Linked DNA regions of Mus musculus: region 2 is linked to region 1. The links are chromatin loops, found by intact Hi-C in ENCODE. Cell type or tissue: left cerebral cortex. All regions are shown on one strand.

Evidence for each region. Peaks named below come from ENCODE experiments on the same cell type or tissue, not always from the same donor. Only the 100,000 strongest peaks of a DNase experiment are listed, where the experiment ranks them.
Region 2: it touches region 1 in a loop (2.0-fold over the local background); 2 of 42 quality-filtered maps call a loop at or near these places.

The regions. Positions count from the first base shown.
Region 1 is chr12:104,861,811-104,869,810 of GRCm38, reverse strand. Clmn (calmin) reads left to right here and starts at 4,735. Exons shown (of 14, transcript NM_053155.2): 1 at 4,735-4,941. The coding sequence starts at 4,860. In left cerebral cortex, CTCF peaks have their summits at 4,311 and 4,512; DNase peaks (open chromatin) are centred at 4,416 and 5,027; H3K4me3 peaks cover 2,089 bases; H3K27ac peaks cover 3,419 bases.
Region 2 is chr12:104,915,952-104,923,951 of GRCm38, reverse strand. No RefSeq gene overlaps it. Among named protein-coding and RNA genes, the nearest start is that of Clmn, 55 kb to the right of the region's middle. In left cerebral cortex, no CTCF peak of the experiment used is centred here; DNase peaks (open chromatin) are centred at 4,800 and 6,980.

The sequences.
Region 1 (8,000 bases):
GGGTTCCTGGAGGTTTTAGCTTTCTGATTAGTATAGAGATTTTTAAAAAAAAAGATTTATTTATTTTTTTATTATATGTAAGTACACTGTAGCTGTCTTCAGACACACCAGAAGAGGGAGTCAGATCTCGTTACGGATGGTTGTGAGCCACCATGTGGTTGCCGGGATTTGAACTCAGGACCTTCAGAAGAGCAGTCAGGTGCTCTTACCTGTTGAGCCATCTCACCAGCCCCTAGTATAGAGATTTTTTTGATTGAGATAAGAACTTTAAACTGCCCAGTGTGGTGGCGCACGCCTTTAATCCCAGCACTTGGGAGGCAGAGGCAAGCAGGTTTCTGAGTTCGAGACCAGCCTGGTCTACAAAGTGAGTTTCAGGTCAGCCAGGGCTATACAGAGAAACTCTGTCTCAAAAAAATTTTTTTTTAAACTATATAAGCATGCATATATATATATATATATATATATATATATATATATATATATATATATATATCACCAAGTGTTAGTGTGGCCTATGGCCCAGGTCTTTCTCCAGTCACATTGGAGAACACTGTCAGTTCTCCAGTGTCGAGAGTGAGAGTACAGGACAAAGAGTTCTGTTTGGAACCTGGGGCAGGCTGTGACTTAAGCTCCTCTAACAAGGATTTCTACCTCTTTGGCCTCTGGCATCCCTTCTGAGCTGACAAAGGCTGTCTACACATAAGAGGACGGTGTGGTTTGGGTGAGAAGTAACTCGAAGGCTCAGGAGTTAAAGGCATGGTCCCTGCCTGGTGGGCTTTGGTGAGGTGGTTGGATCTCAAGGGCTCTGATGGAATCAATCAATCAATTGATCCCTTGATGCAACTGATCCCTTGAAGGAGTCACAATATGGTGGCCTCCTTGGAGGTTGCGGGAAGAGAGGAATGAGACCAGGAGGAAGTGAGTCACCAAGGATGTGGCCTCCTTCCTGGAGGTCCTTCCTCTTCCTAGATGTCATTATCTGAATAGCTTTCTTCTACAATGATGCTCTAAGGCTCACAGCCACAGAGCCAGATGACCGTGGAAACCTGCAAACCCATGAGCCTAAATAAATTCTTCCGCCCAAGTTCTGCTCGGGCATTTTGTCACAACAATGAAGAAGATAGGGAAGTGGCTGTCTCCAGAGAGGGCAGCTTCCCTTCTCTTGGGCTCCTCCCACCCCTCCCAGTGGGGTTGCACAGGAACACTGGGGTTACCTAATCCTTTACTGTCTGGAATCCACATGACAGTCATGTAGGCTGGACCACAGAAGGAAACCTGTATCTACCCTTCCTGCCTGCATTAATCAGTCCCCAGGAGCAGGGGCCAGGTAGGTCTCTGCAATCCTCCCAAGTCTTTCCCTTCAGGAGAAAGTCAGTTTTACACAATGACCAAGATTCTGGAAGAACTGGGAAACATCTAGAAAAATCAGTTGCTGGGAACTTCCAGGAAGCCAAGCCTGTAGGCAGAGTACTTTTCCTTTCCCAAAAATGTCTGAGAGAGAGAGAGAGAGAGAGAGAGAGAGAGAGAGAGAGAGAGAGAGAGAGAGAGATGTTCAATCATGCGAGAGGCCAAATGCCCAGTTTTCCCCCCAAAGTCCACACCCTCCAGAAGGCTGGACGTGCCTGAGGAAGGGGTAGTCCTCTCTTGGCACTGGTGCCTGTTTCTCCACGGGGTGTGCTTTGCCATGAGAGCTAAGCAAACATGTCTTGATTGCCTTCTCAGAAGCTTGCTTGGACCCGGTCATGAAGGCCAGCTGTTGGTCACAGCAATCCTCTGCTTTCCAAGCTTACAATAAGGGCCATTCATGTGTGTGGTACTTGAGACCTTCCTCTGTGCCAGGCACCGTGCTTCAGGGTCAAGTGGAGAAAATGGCTAAGACTCGGCTGTGTTCTTTAGGACCTCATGGGTGATTGAGGAAAAGCCATTAAGGAAATGTTATGCTCATGCTGTGTAGACATGGGCCAGCAGGGTTTAGGAGGGTATACCAAATAGCGCCAGGTTGGCACCAGTCAGTCACCCAGCAGGCCAGGGTGATGGAGAAGGTGCTCTTGAGGTGAGTGGGATTCAGGAGGCATAAGCTGAGAAAGGGAGGAGCCGGGGATTGTGTCACAGGGGACGAGTTAGGTAAAGGCCTGGAGGTGACATGTTTATCGGTCCATGTTCTGTTTCTGTGACTAACAAATGGGAGTTTTGTTCCATTTTGAAAGGGCTTAAAGTGCATGTGGCATAGCCACGGTCACGATGAGGCTCCTGGCAATCTCTCACTGCAGTGGTGACATCATGGTGGGATTGAGTGACAGGGAGAGACTGCCCACAAACCAGGAAGCAAGGGAGCTGGAGGGATCACCCTTGGTGGTGCTGGGTTTGGAATCTAGGACCTTGTGCATAGCAGGTAAGTGCTACTACAACCCTCTGATACCCCAGCTTACTTGTTCTGTGGTAACTTGGTCTTGTGACAACAGCTGGGGTCCCACGACAACAACTTTAATTCCTTCTGAGACCTAAGACCCCTCAGGAGGCCACACCTCTTAGGGTCTCATAGCCTCTTGAAATCACCATGCTGGCTGGGCAGGCTTCCAAACATGAATCCAAGAGGGACAGAGCGCACCAGACCACAAGCCCTGGTGATAGCCAGGACCTGCAGCAACTTGTAGCGATAGATCGAAGTGGAGTACTATAATTGACAGGTGAGGGTATAAGCCCAAGGACCAATGAGAGAGACCAGGTGTGCTCCCAACGCCCTTAGAGGTCCTGTAGGAGATCCTATTCATTCAGTGACAATCCAGGTGCTGTTAGGGCTCAGCTTCACAGTGAGTTCTGGCTCCCAGGCCATTTGGAAAACCACCTAAAATTCCTTCCATTTTGATTCAAAGAAACATCAGGTTTACAGTTGGTGTTTAATCAGCAGTGACTCAGGCCTCCTTCCCCGTCATTCCCAAGAATAGGCATCACAGATAGCCCGTCCTTTCTGATCATTTTTCAACCACATACTGTTTTGAGTCAAGTTCTCTATTGGCCATCTCACAATGGAGACAACGAAGCTGACTTTCTTAGCACTTGGCTTTGTGAAGGAAATGATTTTCAACCCACAGCAAAGATAGAAATCGAATTCAAGTGGGATGCCTTGTGGAGGAGAGGTGAGACCATGCATGTTAACTGGACCTGGCTCTATAGCGTAACCTTGAATCCAGGCAGGGACAGAGTGGTCTAGTGAGAGCCTCAGACACCCATGATCTGCACTGAGATCATGATCTACTCTGCTGGGTGGATGCCTGGTCCTGGGGGTTGGATTCTGGGGGGTTGGGGAGGTGGGCCTCTCCCTTCCTTTAGTCTCAGCTTCAGGGTCAGGCTTTATGGGACCCTTGCTGATGTTACCTCCACCCTGGCTCCTTGCCCTCAGCTGACAATGTCCCCCTTTCTGAAGATCACTTTGATCTGGGATTGTCATCTCAGCTGGTTATTGGGTTAAACACAAATGACTTAAGGGTCTTCTCATTGCCCCCCCCCCCCCCAGGGCCCGCTTCTCCCAGGAGACATGTCTGTGGCCTTCATCTTTGCTTGCTCATTGCTGGGCTTTCCACAGACATGGCAATGGTCAGCAGGCCTCGGTGAGTCTCCATACTCAGAGAGCTCTGCGCACTTTCTCCCTCTGGGCATTCATCCTACCAATGGCATACTTGGTTTTCTTGTAGGTAGGATCTGAACAGAGAGCAAGACACTGGGACTTGTGTACCCCTAAGTCATTCCTCACTTTAGACAAACTCCCAGATTTTCTGTTGGCTAACCGATAAAGGAGTTGGCTGCAAGTACACAGGCCCTGTGGAGCCCCAAACAAGATAAGCTCCAGAATTCTCAGGTTAAAAGACACAGGGGCCCAGAGTGGGAACCACAAAGGCCTGTTCTGTCTCAGGTATCCCAGGATGACCTTAAACTCATCCAGGTGGCTGTGAATGACCTTGAACTTCTCCTGCTGTCTCCATCTCCAGAGTGCTAGGACCACAGATTATGCAAAGACCCCGTTTATGTTGCGCATGGGATCAAACCCAAGGCTTCCTGCGTGCGAGGCAAGCAGGGAACCACCTGAGCCATTGCCCAGCCTGTCCTTGGGGTTTCGATAAAGCACCAGATTTCTTGTGGCCAAGACCCCAAAGGAACCCATTTCTGGGAGGAGAGCTGTTTCTCCCAACAGCTGGAGAGAACCGGAAGTGGCCTTTACTCTTAAACCAAGAAAGGATCCCCCCTCCCACTCCCGCTGCCCCCAACTCCTGCTCTATAGGAAACTCCATCTCCACATCACTTAGCCCATCACTCACTTTCCATGGTCCTGGGATCAGAGATGGACAGGGTTTAGCTGCCTTTAGCAGGGAGATGATCCAGGCATAGGAGGAGTTCCTACTGCGACTAGAAGGGACAGGATAGGGAAGGGGCAGACATCCTGGACCAGCGCTAGGGGCACCCTGGCTTGCGTCACCAGGCCCACCCCCTCAAGACATCACAATCTATGGGCTGCGACCCCCCTGTGCCTCATCATTGTGCGTTTGCGACCAAACAATCCAACCAACACCCACCCTGCGGGTGGGGGAGGAAAAAAAAGGAAAAAAAAAAAAAAAGGACTGTCCTGAGGCCGGCTCCTCCCGCCCCGCCCCGCCCTCTTCCCTCCCGCCCGGGGCCCCCGCCCCCGCCGGGCAGTGAGCGCGCGCCGGGCGCCCCGCTCCGCCGCCCGCGCCCGCCCGCCAGCCCGTCCGCCCGCGGCGGGGCCGGCCCTTCGCCCGCCCACCAGCCCCGCGCTAGCCGCCCACCTCTCGCTGCCCGCTGCCCGCCGCCCGCCGCCCGCCGCCCCGGCCCGCCGCGCGCGCTCCATGGCTGCTCAGGAGTGGGACTGGTTCCAGCGCGAGGAGCTCATCGGGCAGATCAGCGACATCCGTGTGCAAAACCTGCAAGGTACCGCGGCCCCGGCCTCCCCGGAGGGCCCGTATCCACCAAGCGTGGGCCCGGCTGGTTCCCCCCGTGCGCCCCGGAGCCGGTGTGGCTGGCCTGCGCCGGGTTTGCAGAGCTCAGGGGGTGGGGCGGTGCGTGGGCGTGTGTGTGCACGCGTGTGCGTGTGGGCACGCGCGTGTGTGCACCCCATTCCCAGCAGGGGACCATCACCCCCCTCCTACCGCCTCCGGTAGTTTAGAGAAGTTTGTACGTGGAGTCTTGGGGGGCGGTGGCCCGGGTCAGGGCCAGGAGAAAGTGCCACTGTGTGCTGTGTGCGCACAAGCCAGACTTAAAGCTCTTCCGAAGTAGCTATGGGGCTGGGGACCTGGAGTGGGGCACAGCGTCAGTCCCGAGAGGCTCTGGATGATGGGGGCACGCTGAGGACTCCAGTGAACTGAGTGAGGTTCAGAAGACCTTCTCTACCCAGCCCCACAGACTAGGGAGGGGCTGGAACTAAACCCCCTTGCCTGAGGCGGTTGACAAGATGAAAGAGAAACTCCTGGTGGCCCGTGTGTCAGACTTGGGCTCTGTGGTTCTGCCACCTATGACTATGAAGTATCTTCCAAAAGAAAGTATTGGGTGTGGAAACTTAGCAAACACACACACACACACACACACACACACACACACACAGAGAGAGAGAGAGAGAGAGAGAGAGAGAGAGAGAGAGAGAGAGAGAGCGCTCTTAAGGAAAAGAGACCCACCCCTCCCACTCGCAAAAGGCATTGCTCTCAAGCCCTGTGGGTGGAGTGTGTTTCGAGCCCCCTCTCTCCTATGGGAGCTTTGCAGAATTGGACATAAATCCACTTCCGGCCTCCTCACCCACCTGGCCCCATGCACAGGTGAGGCTGGGTTAAGCCACTTCCCCTACTGACTCGGGGCTGAAGAAGAGTCCAAGGTTGAATTCGCCAGGATCCAACTGGAAGGTCTGGACAGAGGTGGGGCAGGAGGATTGTGGGTGTCCCTTTTGCCAGCAGGGCAGGGAGCCCCTGCGGGGGGTGGGGGGGAAGAGTCTAGATTAAACATTACACCTGAGAGAATGTTTTCTGGGAGCTCACGTGGCCCTCTCCAACTGAGGTTTGGCAAGGACAGTGCAGGTCTGCAGAGGTGACCTGAAAAGGAGCCAGCGGGCGGCTCAGGGAGTGGGCACTGCACTGGCAGCTCTGGATTCTGCTACTGTACAGCTACTGTGATTTGTGTCAAAGGAGGAGGCTCAGAGCTGCAGTGATGGAGAGAGCTTGGGTTTGGTTTGGGGTGGGCAGCATACCATTGCTGAGATGGTATCTGGTTGGGGCTGTCAGATCTGGTGTGTCTCATGTACCTTAGGCAATCACTAGGCATTTTAATGAGCACATACTATCTGCCACAGACAATTATTCTTGTAGGATCAGGTCCCTTGGTAGAGCTCAATTATTGTAAAGGAACAGGCGGCGAAGTGAGGCAGAGAGATGGGACTACACAGCATGATTTGCGACAGTTCTTGAAGGGCTAGAGGGGTGTCTCAGCTCCTCGCTTTGAGGTGACCACACTTTCAGGCAAAATATCAGTTATAATTTGAACAGCAATGGATTCTGTTAGTAAGAGGCCAACTTCAAATCATGTATCTCAAATGTCATATGTATTACATATGTATTACATGTATGACATAGACTGATTTTAAGCGTAAGCTTAGCATGCTTTTAGTTGTGGGTACACCTCAGGTAATTGCTACCTACATAAAGATTCCCAGATCCCTCACCTTCCTTCCCAGTCAGTAACCTCACCCGCCCATCACCAAGGCAACCTTTATTCTGAGCCTGATCCTTATCCTCATCTTTGTTTTTAGTTCATGTAGGTTCAATTTGTCTCTGGACCCCGTTACAGTTGAATGGTGCAGTTCAACGTGTTCTCTTGATGTGGCCCTTTTTGATCAATTTGATGTTAGATTCATCCACACAGTCTTTACTATAGCTATAGTTCCTTTTAACTGCTGAGTACTATTCCACTGAATGGATATACCACCATTCTATTCTCTATTCATCTGAGGAAGGACCTTTGGGTTGTTCACAGCTTGGGCAAAGTCAGCTGTGTCTTGGGGGGGGGGTGAACATTAGTTCTGTGCAGTTGTTGAGTGGGACTTGTCTGATTTGCCTGGTGTGGCTGAGATAAAGCAAGAATGGAGTTCAGGCCAGGGATCTTGTCTTCTATTTCTCTGTTTCTCTGTCTGGACTAGGAAAAGAGATATTCTCTTTTTTGTTCCTGTGGTATTGAGAAGGTCTCAGCCAAAAGTTCAAGTCCGGAAAGCATTCTACATTATTCTCAGAGCATCTGCTGAGCCAGCTGGTGGATGTCAGAGGCCCAGATATTGTCTGGATGAGCAGTTGGGGGCTATACCGGGGCCCTGGCTTGCCTAAGTTTAGGTGGGCTGTGGGTAGGCGTGGCCAGCAGAGCCTGGCTCAGGGTTTGATTTATAAGCCTGTGACTGCTCCGGGTACAGGTGGCCACAGTGTCTTGGTGATCACACTTGGTGGAGGCAGTGGGACTTCAAGGGTCTGCAATCAGAGGGATGGAGGCTCCTGGTACAATTCGCAGGCAGCTCCTACTGTTGGTCTAACAAGGCTGATTGGAGTCTTCTGTTCCTGGCACGAGGTGGTTCTGGGGTCAGCAGTGAAGGCAGGCTGAGGTTAGGCCCTGCAGGCTGCCTTTCAGAGAGCAGCTTGGAGTTAGCTGGTCCTTCCTCCCCAAGTGTTCAGGTGTTTATTAGGAAGCACGTTGTCTCACAATGTCTGTACATTCCACCTCTGCCTCTGTCCCCCTGTCCTGTAGGGTTCTAGAATTCAGGCTGTGATTGTGATATGGAAAATCTTCCCCAGAGGAACACTGGGGTGGAGGGAGGCCAGATACGCTGCGTGAAAAACCCAGCCTCCCTCCGTGGGGGGGCGGGGGCATTCCTCCATTAACTGCCACACAGCAGATGAGGCTGTCAGACAGGAGCCCACGATGGCCATCGAGCAGTTTGTCACCAAGGTTCTGTGGTGCAGCAT
Region 2 (8,000 bases), 54 kb before region 1:
GGCGCGGGGGCGGGGGTGGGGGGAAGCTCTTGGGAACTCTGTGCTGGTTTTGCAGGCTTTCTCAAATCACTCCGAAATTAAAATTTTATTTATTTTTTTAAACATAGTCTTTATGGGCTCCCTTTTGCTCTTAATTTTCTTTCTTCGGAATGGTGAATCTGAGCAGGTCTGGATCCCTCTGGTGAGCGTGGAGTTTGAATAACTGCAGCTACAAGGCGTTTGGCCTTGAGCAACTTCTCAGTCTCCCTGACTGTGTGCCCTTGGAGGTATGTGGTTGTAAGTACTATAATGAGATGGGACTTGAACATGCCAGGTACATACTAAACACAGACAGGGAGCCACTTCAAGGCAGGTCCCATCATGCCTTTGGTCCTGCCTTGGTGGGTTTTGAGCAGGGTATCCTGTCTGCCATCTGCTTTGGCACTCCCCGTGGCTTAGGACTGACAGAAGCCTGCAACTACGCTAGGACTCCCACGTGTCCTGGGGAAGTAGTTGAGGGAAGATTCTAGAATCAATCGATTTAGTTTCAGACCACAGAGTCCAGTCTAACTGGTGTAGGGAGAAATGGGTTTGTCAGGGATAAGTAAGTGGCTCTCAGAACTATCAAGGGAGTAGAGTGGATGCCAAGGTTCCAGGAGCAGCCCTCCTGCCCCATACACCCCCCCCCACGTCCATGCTGGCCCCTCCTGATGGAGAACCTGTTGTTGCTATCAGAGGGCTTGCTGAATCATGACGGTTGCCAATGGCAGGGTCTCCTGGTCTCCATGGTCACTCATAGCAGTGCGTTGATGGCTCTTGACAGCTGTCTCTTCCTATCCTCCCCTTCCTTTTCCTGAGCTGGAAAAGCCTTGTCATATCCAGAACATTCTGACAAAGCACAAATGACAGCTTCACCTTACCCTTCCTTCACCACAAAAGAGCACTCAGCAGGGAGTCCACAGTACTTCCCCGGGTCACACCTCTGGGTGCCCAGTATCCATGCACCTCCTATTTCCACATGGCCTCTTCCAAACAATACCAGCAGCAGGACAATCCTCCCCCAATGCACCCCCTTCCTACAAGAATGGCAACTCACTGGACGGTCTCCTTGGCAACGCATGCATCTCTCTGCCTGGCTAATTTTCATCTGATCTTGATGTCCTGAAGCCTATGTACCACGTGGCAAGATTGCCACCACCCTACCGCCATGCCTCTTTGTTCTTGATCGAGTATGGGGGAGGCTGGAGGTAAAGGCAGGCTGGTGTGCACAGGGTGAACTCCTTTGTTCAACTGCTGCGGGCCCTCCGAAGTGGGTAACTGTTGAGAACGAGAACATTCCTAGAGGATTCCCAGGCTTGCAGGGCTGGGGGTGGGAGGGGTGGCTCCGGCAGAGTGCTTGCCTAATTATGGGTGAGATCCTGGCTTCAATCTCCAGCACGGAGAAAAAGGAGGAGGAGGAAGAGGAGGAGGGGGGGAGGAAGAGGAGGGGGGAAGGAGGAGGATGAAAGAAGAGGAAGAGGAAGGAGGAGGAGGAGGAAGAAGAGATTAATGAGCTTCTATTCTATGTCAAGGATGAAGATGATGCAGATAGTGATGACTGATGATGGTGATGGTGAAGGTAATGGTGATGGTGGTGATGGTGATAATGGTGATGATGGTGATGGTGATGATGATGATGAAAGGAGACAAGACACATGGCAGGGTCAGCCTGCCTCAATGCTTGCTCTGCATCCCTGTGGGTCACATGAAGAGATCAAGGATACCAAGTGGTGTCAGGGAGCCTAGCAACTAAACTCATGACGAAGTTCCACATAAGGGTAGGGAGACGAAATCACAGCAGGCACACGTGCACATTGACAGATATGCATGTATACACCGTAGACAGTCACATTCTCACACTGCTCACACCTGCACGAATGCTCACAGAGTCATACATAGACACACACACACCAAACCCCATAGACGTATGCACACAGCTGTCATAACCCGCATCATACAAACACATGCTCTTCACAAAGGCAAACCTGCATATACTCTACACAAGCATAGCCACAGACATACACACATGATTACACACATACCTGAAGGCATAAACATCCTCTCACCACACAAATCACGTGTGCAATACACACAACACGTCTATACCACAGCTCACACCGTACACAGAATTATAGACAGTTACAGGCTGGAACACACCACATGCAACTATCATGTGTATAAACCACACATAGGCACATACCCACACACAGCCACAGAGGCATGTGCAGATGTGTGCACATAACTTATCCACTGTGCCTGGGAGCCTCACTGGGTTCTGGTTGCATATCCCCAGGAGACCCTGCTTTAGTGCTTGGTCAGTCAGTCCTTCAGAAGCCACAAACTGAAGCTGGAGTCATTGCTGTGTTCCAGACATTGTGATAATTTAATGATCTCTCTGAACCATGGGAGAGGACTAGGAGGCCCTGGCAGGGGCTCCGTGCAGGCAGAGCGAGCCTCTGAACAGCCAAAGGCAGAGATTGGGGGTACAGCGACCCGTGGGCTATAAACAAAGAGAAAGTATTCACAGATCAACCAGCTCCTGGCCATCACAATTTTGCTGAAAGGCAAACAGAAAGCATCTCTCATTTTGACACAATGTATTAAGATCTGAATGTGTCCTGGAAATGAGGACAGGAGGGATGGAGCCCTGCACTCCGCGGTGACGCATGCCAGCCTTCATTAGAAGACAAGGCAGGATCCACAGCCGCGGGGCACTGTGTGTGGTGCTGTGCCTGATTCTTGCTGTGGCTGTCAAGGGTTTTATTGTCTAGACCACTAAAGAGAGAAATGGCTAAGGACCAGGCATGAAGGCTCATTCTTGGAATCTCACCTCTTGCTATGAGCATCACCATGAGTGTTAGGCTAGCCTGGGGTACAGAAAGGCTACCTCAAGGTCATGATCTGAAGGTGGCTTAGGAGCCCTCCAACGTAGAAGCCCTCTGCCTTCTAGTGACCTCTTGTGAGACCAACAGTCTGCAAGAAGTGAAGCAAACCCACCACCGTTCATGTTTCATCCATCTTAAGCCCCAGCCCACCAGCTACCCAGGGAACAGCATGACTGTAGGTTGAAGGTTGGTGAACATGACTGTAAGGGTGGTGGATCAGAGCCAGGGGATCATGGGCGGGGTCTCCGACCCCTCAGGGTCCAGGGCACAGGGTTAAGGACTCTGAGGTTGTGTTGGAGGAAAGAGCTGTGAGCTGTCTTGAAAGCAGGGGTTGTCTGCTCTTTGTCTGGCCTTAATTTTTTTCTAATGAGCTTTGCTCTAACTCTGGGTCTGTAAACTCATGCGCTTATAGACTCTAAACAGAAAACACCAAGGAGCAGGCTAGATTTGGTGGAAGAAGTCACCACAGGGAGGCAGGACCTTCCAGTTGCTGCCTTGTGGGTGTGTAGAGTTCTGGGATGTGAGTTTGGTGGTTTCCCAGTCCTTCAAGGTTGCAGAGCTCAATGTAAGAACCGTTTCTTGGTGGCGCACGCCTTTAATCCCAGCACTTGGGAGGCAGAGGCAGGCAGATTTCTGAGGCGGATTTCTGAGTTCAAAGCCAGCCTGGTCTACAAAGTGAGTTCCAGGACAGCCAGGGCTACAGAGAAATCCTGTCTCGAAAACCCCCCTCCCCTAAAAAAAGAACCGTTTCTTATAGTGACTTATTTTGTTTCCTGTGTGACTATGGTTGTGTGTGTGTCACAGTGTGCACGTGGAACTCGGAGGCCAGCTTCAATGACTGGGTTCTTTCCATCTATCTTATTTCTGCAGCAGGGCCCCCTTTATCATTTCTATACCTGAGTTCTCCAGGCTAGCTCTCCATGTCTCTGCCCTGCATCTCCTGCAGGAATGCTGGGATTACGGGTAACTGCAACCACATCGGTTTTATTCATAGGTGGAATTCAGCTTATCAAACTTGTGCAGCAAGCGCTTTTACACGTTGGGCCATCTCCCTGCCCAGTGGTAACAAATTTAAATACTTAAAAAAGTAATCATGCCTACTCTATGCATGTGTGTCTCCAGGCCGTGGCCCATACAGCATGCTCACCAACCTTCATTTTCTATAATCCAAAAGATTCCCTCTCAGATGTAAAATTCCACGTGAGACCTACAGGCCACACACCTCTTAAGTCTGTCTCTCAGTCAACTTTCAGTTCCTTCCCCACATAGTCAGCATCTTGCAGGGTCTGATAAGCATGATCTTGTCAAGGCTTACAAATCTTCCCTTGGCTCTCCTTTTCTGAGCTGAGAATTTAGGCTCAGAGACACAACTGACTTGTTCAAGGTTGCACAGCACATATCCAAATCAAGCGTCATCCTTTGTGATTTTTCAAAGCTTTGGGGTTTTATGGGTAGAAATTCTATGACATACTCAGCATTCAGTGGGAAAAAACCAGCAAGGGAGGAGCCCAGGTTTGTATCTAGCCCCAGTATGACATTACCAGGGTTCCAGAGGAATGCAATTTGATCCAATGAGTAACACCACAAGTAACCCGGGAGGCATTCCTGAGCTGGACCTGAACCTGCAGCAGCCCTATAAGAGCAGTGCTCTGGCTGCAGGCCATCCCATCAATTGTCCTAAAGGCCACTGGAAGGTGGGGGAGATAGGAGGCCCTGAGAGCCAGTGTCTCTCCCATCTGGTCCACATTAGGGTGCTGTTAAAATTTTCATGCTCTTCATTGTAGCAACAAATAAAAGCAGAACGAACCTCTTTGTTGAAGGATCCCCGACTGACATCACTGGTGATTAAGTGGCAGACTTATTTTCTCATAACCAGAGCCAGGCAGTTCTGTGGGAAGTTTGGAAAGAGAGCAGGTTCCCACTGTGAAGCCGAGTGGGAAGCACTCTGGGAATGATGGAGGTGGGGAAGATTGCAGCTCTAGGGGCTGAGTGGGAAAGAAGATATTCCTCAATGGTCTAAGCTCTGGAGATGGCAGAAAGCTTTCTGAGTGTGTGTGTGTGTGTGTGTGTGTGTGTGTGTGTGTGTGTACACTCACATTTGTTCATCTACTCAATGGCTTATCTAGTAAATCCATTCAGACACAAATCCAACAGCCAACCCATACATACATACGTACATACATACATAATATACAAATACCAGCCAACCCAAACATCCATACATATATACATACACAAACACACATAGATAACACACACATGCCAGCCAATACATACATATAGACATACACACATACTTACATACATATATAATACACAAATACCAGCCAACCCATATGTATGTACATACATACACAAACACACATATATAATACACACATACCAGCCAACCCATCCATCTATTCATAATACAACATATATACATACAACATACATACATGCACACACTCCAGTCAATTCATACACACACACACACACACACATACACAGCAGCAGCAGCCAACCCATTCATTCATCCATCCATCCATCCATCCATCCATCCATCCATCCATCCATCCACTCATCTATCCACCAACTCATTCATCTATCTGGCATATTATCAATTTACCTATCTACCTATCCACCTACTTATTCATCTACCAACTAACTCATCCACTCATCCATCCACCCATCCATCCATCCATCCATCCATCCATCCATCCATCCATCCATAAATGAACCAACCCATCCATTTGTTCCATCTACCAATTCACCCATTCATCGGTTGCCTACCCATCAGTCTACCAACTTACTCATTCATTGGTTGCCTACCCATCAGTCTACCAACTCACTCATTCATTGGCTGTCTACCCATCAGTCTACCAACTCACTCATTCATTGGCTGTCTACCCATCAGTCTACCAATTCACCCATTCATTGGCTGTCTACCCATCAGTCTACTAACTCACTCATTCATTGGCTGTCTAACCATCAGTCTACCAATTCACCCATTCATTGGTTGCCTACCCATCAGTGTACCAACCCATCCGTTCATTCATGCATGTATTCATGTGTCCACTCTTATCACTTATCCTCATTGCTTCAATGGCCCACAAGCCACAGGATGTGCATAGACTCCAGAAGCTTAAAATGTCAAGGAGAGCTGGAGAGATGATGGTGGGTCAGAGGCCTGCTGCTCTTGCAGAGGACCTGGGATCTGTTCCTAGCAACCATCCACGAATCCAGTTTTAGCAGATCTATTACCCTCTTCTAACCTCCACAGGCACTAGGTGCACACTCTGACATGTAGGCAAAGAATACATACACGGAAAAAAATTCTAAAAAATATCAAGGAATTGGTGGCCTCCTGATCCTCCAGAAGGAGTATGGTGCTTCTGGCCTTGTGACTTTAGCTCCACCTTTGATGCTCATTTCTAGGATTCTGAGACAAGAAATGCATGTGATTGCTAAGCCTCTAAGTATGTGGCAATATAAAGCCACAATCAGAAACCAACCTGCCACCTCACCGGTTAGCTCAAACAGATGGCATGTGCTAAACTGTACCAGTTGACACTGCACCCGTGTGTGAACCCAGCCAAGACTCCAAGAACCATCCGGCTGAGTCCAGCCCAGCCGAGTCCCTGACTCACACCATCCTGGGACAAAAGAAATCTCATCTGAAGCCCTTGGTTTTTTTTTTTTGTTTTTTTTTTTTTTTTTTTTGTTGTTGTTTTTAATAGTAATTAAAATTACAGTGACATAGGCCACAGACTTACACCATGTGCTGGACATGGTATAAAATCCTTTATCAACACATTCATGGTTTTGACTAACTTTTTTTTTTTTTCGAAACAGGGTTTCTCTGTGTAGCCCTGGCTGTCCTGGAACTCACTTTGTAGTCCGGGCTGGCCTTGAACTCAGAAATCTGCCTGCCTCTGCTTCCCAAGTGCTGGGATTAAAGGCGTGTGCCACCACACCCGGCTTGACTAACTTTTTACTAGTATATATCAGTTATAATAGTACCCGGTCTCATTGTGACCCTTTTACTTATATAATTGCCACCTCACTTTATCTCCACCCCCACTCCTGCTGTCTCTTTACAGGCATATTCCTTCTACTTTCTTTTCTTTTTTTAAATTAGCAACACAGTAGTAACTTTCCATATGGCGTTTCCATGTTACACAAAGTAACACGTTTTTGTTGCTTTTCTTCCCTGCCCCTGTACCCACATTCCCCTCGCCTCCTTCCTACTCGGCCACCCTTCCCATAGCATCCTCTTTGTTCCCAGTCTTGTATGTCCTCTGGCCCCTCCAGTGCTCTTCCTCTCCTGTGGTCTCCTCTGTTCTCATAGACGGTGTCCTCGCTTCCCCCACTTACTGCTGAACCAGTGAGCTAGGGTCCTCTTGTGAGGGCGTGAACAGTTCGTCCCTTGTGTGTGGATCACCTCACTCAGGACACACTGTCTCGTTTCCTCCTTTTCCCGAAAGCTTGGTGGGTTTTTTTCTGAATCAAATTTCCTAGGTCCGGTGTGGTGAGACTGTCTCAACAATTAAAATAAAAAAGATCCCCACCTTAATTCCATGGTTTTTCATACATCACCCATTCATTACTATTCATTTGTTAAATAGAACTGCCAGCCAGGTGTTTCAGTGACCCCCTTTAATCCCAGCACTTAGGAAGCAGAGGCAGGCAGAGCTCTGTGAGTTCAAGGCCAGCCTGGTCTGCAGAGTGAGTTCCAGGCCAGTTGAAGGTACATGGTGATGTGGTGAGACTCTCTGTCTCTATCTCTGTCTCTCTGTCTCTCTCTCTTTCCCTCCCTCCTTCCCTCTCTCTCTCCATGTGCGTGCATGCGTGCGAACACACACACACACACACACACACACACACACACATGCATATCAAACATATATATCATATACATTCCTGGGAACTCCAGAACTTTGACCCTCAGTACATAGATGCTTGCACCCCATCTTTATTGCTGGTCTGTTCACAACAGTGAGGGAAGGGAGCCCCACTTTTTCAGGCATCTGTGCATGCTCACTTCACAACGTGCCTGGGTAAGAGCCTTTGGAAGCTTGTAGGAATGACTCAGAGCACCCAGCTAGCACGCAGCCT